Linked DNA regions of Homo sapiens: region 2 is linked to region 1. Evidence: read pairs that join two places in POLR2A ChIA-PET (ENCODE). Cell type or tissue: B cell. All regions are shown on one strand. Each heading gives the region's core, and the rest is flanking DNA. Links, peaks and the distances in the headings are about the cores only. Region 1 holds the start of SOWAHD (sosondowah ankyrin repeat domain family member D). Region 2 overlaps SEPTIN6 (septin 6).

Region 1 (5,367 bases), core at 206-5,205:
CCTGGGAAAATTGACGGGAGGGAAGAGGGTGGAGAGCAGGACAGAGAGGGCGGTGCAGAAGGGGAATATCCCTCCTGAGTTCCCTGGAAGAGCGTCAGCCTGGACCCTGGTCTTGGGCTTCTCTGCTGGAATCCTGGGCAGCCCCGGGTGCTGCGGCGAGGGTCAAGGCCACACAAAGGGCAAGGCAGGCAGACGAGCCAGTCACATGGGGCAGTCGAGCTGCCTGCGTGAATGCTAGGCGCGGGACAATGGCAACTCCGGGACAAAGTGCAGGGAGACTCCTGAAGAGATAAGAGGGAAGGGCGAAGGAAGGGGGCGGGGAGCCAGAGCCTCGGAGCTCCAGGACCGCGCTTTGGGAGACCGTGGCTGGAAGCCGAGCTCGGCCCGCTGCGGAAGGGGCGCCCTCGCGCCTCTACACTCTAGCCCCGGCTGGGATGCTGAGAACCGCGGCTTCCAGGGCCGCAGGCGAGCTCCCAGCCAGTCCCCGCGCCCGCCCTTCGGTGCTGGAGGCGGGGCTGCCGAGCTCACCTGGCCGTTTGGGGTGGGACCGCCCGCGACCCGGGGGAGCTGCAGAGGCGGCGGTACCCAGGGAAGTGGAGCTGGGCTTGCCCTGGGGACTTGGCTGGAGCTCACACCCCTCCACGCCCCCCAAGGCCTGCGCGGGGGCCCTCCCCTAGCTCCCTCCCTCCTCCTCCTCCTCCTCCTCCTCCTCTCCTTTGCTCCCTCCCTCCGAACCCAATTGCTCAAGCAGCTTCCTTCCCCAACGCCAGCGCCAGTTCCTCTCCCGTTGGGGCCCGGGAAGGGCAGCTAACGCTGGACACTGGGACGGCCGCGGCGGCAGCTTCAAGACCATGGCCCAGCTCGGAGGGGCCGCGAACCGGGCACCCACGGCCTCTCTCGCGCCGACCTCGCAGAGCCTGCGGTGCGCCCCGCAGCCCCGCCCCTCGAGAGCGGACACTGGTAGCCTGGGCAGGTACTGGGGCAAAGCCGCAGCCGCCGCCTCCCGGGAGCACCCCTTCCCAGGCACGCTGATGCACTCTGCAGCGGGCTCAGGGCGCCGGCGGGGAGCGCTGCGGGAACTGCTGGGGCTGCAGCGGGCGGCTCCTGCGGGGTGGCTGTCGGAGGAGCGCGCCGAGGAGCTGGGCGGGCCGAGTGGGCCGGGCAGCAGCAGGCTGTGCCTGGAACCGCGGGAGCACGCGTGGATTCTGGCAGCCGCCGAGGGCCGCTATGAGGTGCTGCGGGAGCTGCTGGAGGCTGAGCCGGAGCTGCTGCTGCGGGGCGACCCGATCACCGGCTACTCGGTTCTGCACTGGCTGGCCAAGCACGGGCGCCACGAGGAGCTCATTCTGGTACACGATTTCGCCCTACGCCGGGGGCTGAGGCTCGACGTGAGCGCCCCAGGCAGCGGCGGCCTCACGCCCCTCCACCTGGCGGCCCTTCAGGGCCACGACATGGTCATCAAGGTGCTGGTGGGCGCCCTGGGTGCTGACGCTACGCGCCGCGACCACAGCGGCCACCGGGCCTGCCACTACCTGCGGCCCGACGCGCCTTGGAGGTTGCGGGAGCTGTCGGGAGCCGAGGAATGGGAGATGGAGAGCGGCAGCGGGTGCACCAACCTGAACAACAACAGCAGTGGCACCACTGCGTGGAGGGCCGCGAGCGCAGTGGGCGCGACGGCTGTGGAGACAAGCAGGAGAGTGGCAGCGTCGCGGACCAAGGCGAAGGACACCGCGGGCAGCCGGGTGGCGCAAATGCATAGCCTTTTCCGCCATCTGTTCCCCTCATTCCAGGACCGTTGACAGGGACAGAGACTGGAGAGCTAGGAGGGGCTGTGACACTGTGGCGATGGCTAGGTCCTGGGTTGTCCCGGGTTCCACCGAAGGAGAGGCGCCTTGGACGCTGCTTGGGCCTGCAAGGAACAGAACACGTCGGGGTCCGACTCAGGTACTTGTCTCAGGTCTCCTGTAACCACCGGCCTGGAGGACCCGGGGACTCGGGCACCACCTCACCAAGAGAGAGTGAAGGACCAAGCTGGCCTGGCTCCGAGTTCCAAAGCTACAGGACTAAGGAGTTGGGAGCAGGGAGCGTGGTCCTGCTTGGGAGAGGGCAAGTTAAGCTTCCAGGGGCCATTTCTGGGCAGGCCGACGCGCTGGGTTTATTAGGAAACATTCGCTAGAAGAATGAGTTAAGATTGTAAACCACCAATGCAGAGAAAACGCCTAACTCTGCCGGCCTCGCTCGGCCATTAATGGGTCTTGGGGTGCGGGTAGAGTCAGCCTCTGACAACCTCCTCCTGAGACGACCCAGCCTTACTGGTACTTTTTCTCATGTATCACAGGTTACTTCTTATGTATATTAAAGTGGAATATGTGTTCTTTTCACATGACAAGGCTGTCCTTTCAGTGTTTTCCCCCACCTCCCTTACTAACCACAAAGGAAGAAACTGCATATGTTTGCAGGGTAGAGGTCACCCAACCATGGCCGTGATGTTGTGCCCCCCGGGGCAGGCTCTGGGCCTCCTTCTCAGAACAAATGGCCAGAGCTGTGCACAGAAGAAGCTACTTCCACTTGGATCTGAGGAGAAACATACAGTTCACCTCTGTCCTGAGCTCTTTGATGGTCTGGCCTCAGGCACCAGCCTCATCCTAGAAGAGTTGTCATATAGGGGCCTTGGGTTGGGGGTAAAAGGCAAAAGTTTCCAAATTTACATTTCTGATATTTCCACGGTCAGTCATGTAATTTACCTTGATTTGTGGCCTCTAATGAGACACACCCACGGGCACTTTTTTTTTTCCAAGATGGGGCTTTCCTCAGTAGCATTTATTTATTTATTTTTGAAATGGAGTCTCACTCTGTCACCCAGACTGGAGTGCAGTGGCGCAATCTTGACTCATCGCAACCTCTGCCTCCCGGGTTCAAGCAATTCTCCTGCCTCAGCCTCCCAAATAGCTACAGGCACCCGCCACCACGCCCGGCTGATTTTTTTTTTTTTTTTTTTTTTTTGGTATTTTTAGTAGAGACGGGGTTTCACTATGTTGGCTGGGCTGGTCTCGAACTCCTGACCTAGTGATCCGCCTGCCTCAGCCTCCCAAAGTGCTGGGATTACAGGCATGAGCCACCACGCCCAGCCAGCAGCATTTATTTATTATTACTGTTTTTTGAGACAGAGTCTCACTCTGTCGCCCAGGCTGGAGTGCAATGGCGTGATCTAGGCTCACTGCAACCTCTGCCTCCTGGGTTCAAGCGATTCTCCTACCTCAGCCTCCCAAGTAGCTGGGATTACAGACGTGCACCACCACGCCTGGCTAATTTTTGTATTTGTAGTAATGATGGGGTTTCGCCATGTTGGTCAGGCTGGTCTCGAACTCCTAACCTCAAGTGTTCCCCTGCCTCAGCCTCCCAAAGTGCTGGGATTACAGACACGAGCCACCACACCTGCTCAGCAGCATTTAAAAAATTAAGTTTAAGGCTGGGTGTGGTGGCTCACAGCTGTAATCCCAGCACTTTGGGAGGTTGAGGCAGGAGGATCCCTTGGGCCCAGGAGTTCTAGACCAGCCTGGGCAATATAGGGAGACCCTGTCTCTACAAAAATATACAAAAATTAGCCAGTTGTAGTGGTGCAGGCCTGTAGTCCCAGCTACTAGAGAAGCTGAGGTGGGAGGATTGCTTGAGCCTGGGAGGTGGAGGCTGCAGTGAGTAAAGCATTCCACTGCACTCCAGCCTGGGTGACAGAGTGGGACCCTATCTCAATAAATATATATATTTCACTTACGTAAAATTCTTTTTAAAAAGTTAAGTTTAATGCATAAATTGTAGCTTGCAAAATTGCTCCCATTCAGAAATGGCATGAATTAAATAGACTACAGGAGGGTTGACTGAGCCTGAAAGGCCAGGAAAGCAGTTGCTGGCTACAGACCCATGCTGCCTTGGAGAACAGTGCATTTTAAAAATAGCACTGTATCCCTGAAGGCTTGGGTAGCCCTTGCAATGGACTGTCGCGTTCCCCAGCCCTCTCATCCCAGTCCGTGAACACCAGCCAGAAACAGTCACCACTAACAAACAGCCCAGAAACGCCACCCTGAGCCCATCCATCCAGGTTTCCATCTCTGCCTGGTGGGCCTGTTTGCTTCTGTGCTCAAAACTTTCCTACTTTCCTTTATTTTTTATTTTTGAGATGGCGTCTCACTCTTACCCAGTCTGGAGTACCGTGGCAACGATCATAGCTCATTGCAGCCTCAAACACCTGGGCTCTGGTGAACCTCCTGCCTCAGCCTCCCAAGTAGCTGGGACTACAGGCACATGTTGCCATGCTCAGCTATTTTTTTTGTGTGTGTGTCTGTACAGACAGGGTCTCGCTATGTTGCTTAAGCTGGTCTCGAACTCCTGGGTTCAAGTCATCCTCCCACCTCAGCCTCCCAAAGTGCTGGAATTACAGATATAAGACTCTGTGCCTGGCCCACACTGCCTTCCTTTAGTAACCCATGAGGGTCTTCTCAATCATGAAATGATCCAAACCCCCTTGCTGTTTTCAGCCTGTCCCATGTCTCCAGGAGCTACACCTTAAACACACTTACACAGTGTAATAGAGCATTTCCTTTGTCTTTTCTTTCTTTCTTTCTTTCTTTCTTTTTTTTTAGATGGAGTCTTGCTCTGTTGCCCAGGCTGGAGTGCAATGGTGTGATCTCAGCTCACTGCAACCTCCGCTTCCAGGGTTCAAGTGATTCTCCCTGCCTCAGCCTCCTGAGTAGCTGGGATTACAGGCACCCACCACCACGCCCAGCTAATTTTTGTATTTTTGGTAGAGATGGGGTTTCACCATGTTGGCCAGGCTGGTCTCGAACTCCTGACCTCAGGTGATCCGCCCACCTTGGCCTCCTAAAGTGCTGGGATTACAGGCATGAGCCACCGTGCCTGGCCTTCCTTTGTCTTTTCTAAATGAACTTCTTTTCTTTAGTAATTGAAGGAGGGAGGGCTAACAGTTCCTAGATTCTGGCAGTTGGCATTGGCATCTGGCATTAACTCTCTCCACCCCGTGCCCATTTTATAGATGCGAACAGGCCAACTGATGCAGGACTGTGGTTTCTGTTCCACAACCTCCCCCTTGATAGCTGCCAAGGTGGGTTGGGCTTGGTGAAGGCTGTCAGGGCAGGGCCTTCTTGCCACTTGGCTGAGTCTGCAGGCTCCTGGCTTGCAGGGAAGATTGGTGTGTGCTGAGCATTCAAAGGACACTTATAACAGTAGTCCCCTCTTTATAGGAAAAGTTTGAACCTAAGCATCTTAACTGTTAGCAGATCTGGGGGCCTGAGACAAGCGTTCACCCTACTCTTTCCAAAACGAAAACCAAATTACCTGGAAGATTTGAAAACG
Region 2 (5,367 bases), core at 280-5,279, 130 kb before region 1:
CCGGCTAATTTTGTATTTTTAGTAGAGACAGGATTTCTCCATGTTGGTCAGGCTGGTCTCGAACTCCCGACCTCAGGTGATCCGCCCGCCTCGGCCTCCCAAAGTGCTAAGATTACAGGCGTGAGCCACTGCTCTCAGCCTTATTATGGTTTTGAGGGGTACAGTCAAAGGAAATTTGAGGACTTGAACCCCTCAGATATGAAACTGCCACCAGCGGGAAACAGAGAAGTGAGTTTCCATTGACTCTGGACATTCTCAAACCTGATGCAGGGGGATGGGAGAGGGTTGATGCTGACTGTGACATTGCAGGACGGAGCTTGTGAAACCCAGTTTCTCTCATCACCACGGTTTCATTAATTTTGAAAATAATGGTTATAGCTCCTTTTGTTTTTGAGATGGAGTTTCGCTCTTGTTGCCCAGGCTAGAGTACAATGGTGCAATCTCGGCTCACTGCAACCTCCGCCTCCCAGGTTCAAGCGATTCTCCTGTGTCAGCCTCCAGAGTAGCTGGGATTACAGGCCTGTGCCACCATGTCCGGCTAATTTTTTGTATTTTTAGTAGAGATGGAGCTTCACCGTGTTAGCCAGGATGGTCTCAATCTTCTGACCTCAGGTGATCTGCCCTCCTCGGCCTACCAAAGTGCTGGGATTACAGGTCTGTGAGCCACTGCGTCCGGCCCGATTATGGCTCTTTAAGAAAAAAACTTCCCACACTGAAACCTCAAATACTGATCACAGGATCCACCTGTGTTACCCAGCTGTTCTAGCAGCAAAAGTCTGAAAACGACCCCTCACTTTAATCAGGCAGGCAGGCAGGCATTCCACATGTACACCTGAAACCACACCAGACTATTTCTGCATATTATAAGTCACGAGAGAAAACCAGCTAGACCAATGAAGCAGCTTCTTCTACGATTAGATGCTTGTGTTGGGGGTGCGGGATTGGGGGAGATATGTTCTAGAAGCCACTGCCAGTTCTATTTAGAGTTAATCAAGCTTACCAGGACCCTGGGTCTCATGCAGCATGCAGCAAACAGCAGAGTTAACTGTAAAACAGTAAGAGCTGATGAAGATGGAGTGAGCATGAGGGGAAATCAAATATTATGACTTGACACAAACAATGAAGGGTTAGAGGTCAAAGGTGATTAGGAGTAGCAGGAAGGGGAAGTGGGAAGGGTGGACTGGTAGGAACCCCTGAAACACTGATACTCTTTTTTTTTTTTTTTTGAGTCAGGGTCTCTCTCTGTTGCCCAGACTGGAGTGCAGTGGCGCAATCATGGCTCACTGCAGCCTCAACCTCCCGGGTTCAAGCAGTTCTCCCACCTCAGTCTCCTGAGTAGCTGGGATTATAGGCAAGTGCCACCAGGCCCAGCTAATGTTTATTTATTTATTTTTTTTGTAGAGACAAAGGTCTCACTATGTTGCCCAGGCTGATCTCAAACTCCTGGACTCAAGCAATCCTTCGCCTTGGCCTCCCAAAGTATTGGGATTACAAGCATGAGCCACCACGGCTGGCCAGTACTTTCTTAATCTCTTTAGGGGCAGCTAAAGGAAATTCTGAATATGTGACTCTTAGATCCAACCACCATCTCTCAAGAAGAAATACTACTACCACCATTTCTGCCCTCAAAACTCACTACCGTGACTATGGGAGGAGGGTAGCACAGGTCTAACGGTGGCTCTTCCAGAAGTTAACAAATTGCTCATGAAATTACATAAGAAGCCAAGATTCAGGGCCACTTCTGCATCTGGAAGTACAGAAGAAGACAGGTCATTCTGTTAGGCCCTTATTGCTAATATAAGGTGCCACATGCCAGCAGGGTTTTCACCCATTTCAGAATTGGAAAGGGGCACTGTCACCAACCCCAAATATTCCTGAAGAGTAGAGAGGGGTATCTCCCTGTTGGGGTCTCCTGCCTGGGGTGGGAGAAGTCAGTCAGTATGAGGCAACAAGGGGAAAGCTTGATGTAAGAAGAACTTTTACTGAACATCTGAATAGGGAATATTTATAGTTTCATTGTAGCCTGAACAAACCAATTCCTAACTCCCACAAGCAGGCTATGAAACTGCCCCAGGTACTGAGTTAACAAATACCACAGGACTATGAAGGCAGCAGGTTACAGCTGGATGACAAATTTAGATTTTTCTGATCTTAAAAATAGGAATTCATTCCTGCTGGTGCAACTAATACACCATGACAGATAAGTTAATACAGTACAGGGTGTGTCCAAAGAGACTTTTTTCTGGCTAGTTGAACTTTATCCATCAGGTAATACCAAAAAATTTCATTCATCAGTGAATTTGACATATAGTATTAAGATTCAGTAAGAAAAATTTCTGGACTAATTGGTGAAGATGTTCTTTTTTTTTTTTTAGACAAAGTCTCACTCTGTCACCCAGGCTGAAGTGCAGTGGCATGATCTTGGTTCTGCAACCTCCACCTCCCAGGCTCAAGTGATTCTCCTGCCTTAGCCTCCTGAGTAGCTGGGACTACAGGTGTGGGCCACCATGCCCAGCTAATTTTTGTATTTTTAGTAGAGACGGGGTTTCGCCATGTTGCCCAGGCTGGTCTCAAACTCCTGACCTCAGGTGATCTGCCTGCGTCAGTTTCCCAAAGTGCTGGGATTACAGGCGTGAGCCACCGTACCCGGCCAAGATGTTTAAATTACACATTTGCATAAAGAGTAATTGGATTGCAAAGCTGAATGCCTTCAAATATAACATATTTTACTGTTATGCAAAAGTTACCATGTTATTCCTAAGTGATAAGCCAGAGGAAAGGAAGGTGTTTCTTCCTTCTGGCAAAAATATCCCATAGTTAAGTCCAGGAACAAATGGCTGAAAACAGAAGGCAATGACCATGGACACCTTTTGGATCCTCAGTACCCTTCAGTAAAGACACAGCTAAACAGTCCACCTGGGAACTCCTCAAGCCACACTGCACAAACAACTGCAGGGCACAAGGGCACCACAGGAGTTTTTCTAGATCCCGTTGAAATATTTTTCTCCAGTTCTGGGATGAGGAATGGGTAACTTCAGCAAGCAGAGACTGGGGTTGGGTGAGGATTATTGACCCACATGGTATCCAGGAGCCACTGTTCTAATACCAGGGGAGATCAGAAGGTCTTACAGTCATTCCACAGATTGAGGATGGGGCACATGCAGCATACACTGGCATCTGAGGGCTCCCCCATAAGTTCTCAGCACCCCAGGCTAGGCAGAACTAAGCCAGCAGGGAGGGATCACAAAGGGGTGGGAAATCAGGGCTGAGCTGCAGCCTTCACTGGCAGCAGTTAAATTCTGTTGGCTGCAGAGAGTAATAACTGAGGCAGGGTGAGGGTGGGACTACGGCCATGGAGAGGTGAGCAACCTCAGATATAGGGCAAGGGTGGGGAGAGGGTGCACCGAGTTTCTGCTAAAGGCTCTCTCTTTCTTCCACTATCCTGTATCTGCACTTCTTTTTTTTTTTTTTTTTTTTTTTTTTGAGACAGAGTCTCAATCTGTCGCCCAGGCTGGAGTGCAATGGTGCTATCTTAGCTCACTGCAACCTCTGCCTCCTCAGTTCAGGCAATTCTCCTGCTCAGCCTCCCAAGTAGCTGGGATTACAGGCGCACGCCACCACGCCTGGCTAATTTTTTGTATTGTTAGTGGAGACAAGGTTTCATCATGTAGGCCAGGCTGGTCTCGAACTCCTGAACTCAAGTGATCCACCCGCCTTGGCCTCCCAAAGTGCTGGGATTACACCACGCCCGGCCCGTAGCTGCAGTTCTTTTTGTTCCTCTCTTTCTTTTCTATTTTTTTTTTTTTCAGATGGAGTCTCACTCCGTTGCCCAGGCTGGAGTGCAGTGGTGTGATCTCAGCTTACTGTAACCTACACCTCCCGGGTTCAAGTGATTCTCCTGCCTCAGCCTCCTGAGTAGTTGGGACTACAGGCAGCTAATTTCTGTATTTTTTTTTTTTTTTTAGATGGAGTCTCGCTCTGTCGCCCAAGCTGGAGGGCAGTGGTGCGATCTCAACTCACTGCAACCTCTGCCTCCTGGGTTCAAGCAATTCTCCTGCCTCAGCCTCCTGAGTAGCTGGGATTATAAGCGCGCGCCACCGCGCCTGGCTAATTTTTGTATTTTTAGTAGAGACAGGGTTTCACCATGTTGTTCAGGCTGGTCTTGAACTCTTTTTTTTTTTTTTTTTTTGAGACGGAGTCTCGCTCTGTCGCCCAGGCTGGAGTGCAGTGGCACGATCTCTGCTCACTGCAAGCTCCGCCTCCCAGGTTCACCCCATTCTCCTGCCTCAGCCTCCCGAGTAGCTGGGACTACAGGCACCCACCACCACACCCAGCTAATTTTTTTGTATTTTTAGTAGAGATGGGGTTTCACTGTGTTAACCAGGATGGTCTCGATCTCCTGACCTTGTGATCTGCCTGCCTCGGCCTCCCAAAGTGCTGGGATTACAGGTGTGAGCCACCGTGCCCAGCCTATTTTTTTTTTCTTTTTTTTTTAAGCAGAGACGGGGTTTCGCCATATAGGCCAGGCTGGTCTTGGACTCCTGACCTCAAGTGTTCCTCCTGCCTTGGCTTCCCAAAGTGCTGGGATTATAGGTGTGAGCCACCGTGCCCGGCCTTGTTCCTCTCTTATATTGCTGCACCTCTAATTTTTTTCTTCCCTTCTGCTCTCTCACTCTCCTTTGCTTTTCCTCTTTTCCCTTCCTTTCCTATGGACCTTGAGTTTGCAGGGCTTTCCTGAGCAAGCTGGACAGATGGGCTGGGCCTCTGGGACCACACCCCTCTGCTACTCTCAACTCCCCAAGCTCAGGGAATCCAAAGGTGCCACAGGGATGCTGGGACCAGTTATAGGTACCTCAACCAGTCTGACAGCCCACAGCTCACCTCTGGTCACCAGTCCTCAGCCCCTTCAGGTGCCACGTCCTGCCCTGGGAGGATGAGCAGGAGGAAAGAGAAGGCACCACCCCAGAGCAGCCTGCTACTTACTTTTTCTTCTCTTTGTCTCTCTTCAGAGTCTGTGAGCCTCCAGCCTGGGAGCCCTGGGACTGGAGCAGCTCAGCCGCCGTCTTTCTTTGCTTGAAAGCATTCACTTCATCATCCAGGGATTTCTTCTTATCCTCCAGTTTCTTCTTCTCGTCCTGGTGCAGTTTCTTCAGACGGTCAAACTTCTCGTGCAGCTGGCAGGGAAGCACAGGGAGATTGGAGAGAATCCCCTGTGAGCAGTCCCCAGCCTGGCCAAGCCCAGGTGGGTGGGGACCAGTAGGGCTGTGACCCTGCAGGACCCTGGAACCTCAGGGGGCATTTCTGTCAGGGATTGCTATGATGGCACCAAAGGCACCATGCTCTGGATCGTTCTCTCTTCCTGCCATT

What was found. Peaks named below come from ENCODE experiments on the same cell type or tissue, not always from the same donor. Only the 100,000 strongest peaks of a DNase experiment are listed, where the experiment ranks them.
Region 2: POLR2A ChIA-PET joins it to region 1 with 8 read pairs; 5 of 35 experiments call an interaction of 5 or more read pairs at or near these places.

Annotation. Positions count from the first base shown.
Region 1 is chrX:119,757,817-119,763,183 of GRCh38, forward strand. It overlaps SOWAHD (sosondowah ankyrin repeat domain family member D), which reads left to right and starts at 772. Exons shown (of 1, transcript NM_001105576.3): 1 at 772-2,386. The coding sequence starts at 852. The coding sequence ends at 1,799. RefSeq lists silencers at 522-671, 782-1,081 and enhancers at 2,633-2,702, 2,713-2,782. In B cell, for the core only: no CTCF peak of the experiment used is centred there; DNase peaks (open chromatin) are centred at 675, 1,355 and 2,425; H3K4me3 peaks cover 2,664 bases; H3K27ac peaks cover 3,671 bases.
Region 2 is chrX:119,624,335-119,629,701 of GRCh38, forward strand. It overlaps SEPTIN6 (septin 6), which reads right to left. Exons shown (of 11, transcript NM_145799.4): 9 at 4,984-5,174; 10 at 1,001-1,045. The coding sequence ends at 1,042. Among named protein-coding and RNA genes, the nearest start is that of MIR766, 20 kb to the right of the region's middle. In B cell, for the core only: no CTCF peak of the experiment used is centred there; no DNase peak of the experiment used is centred there.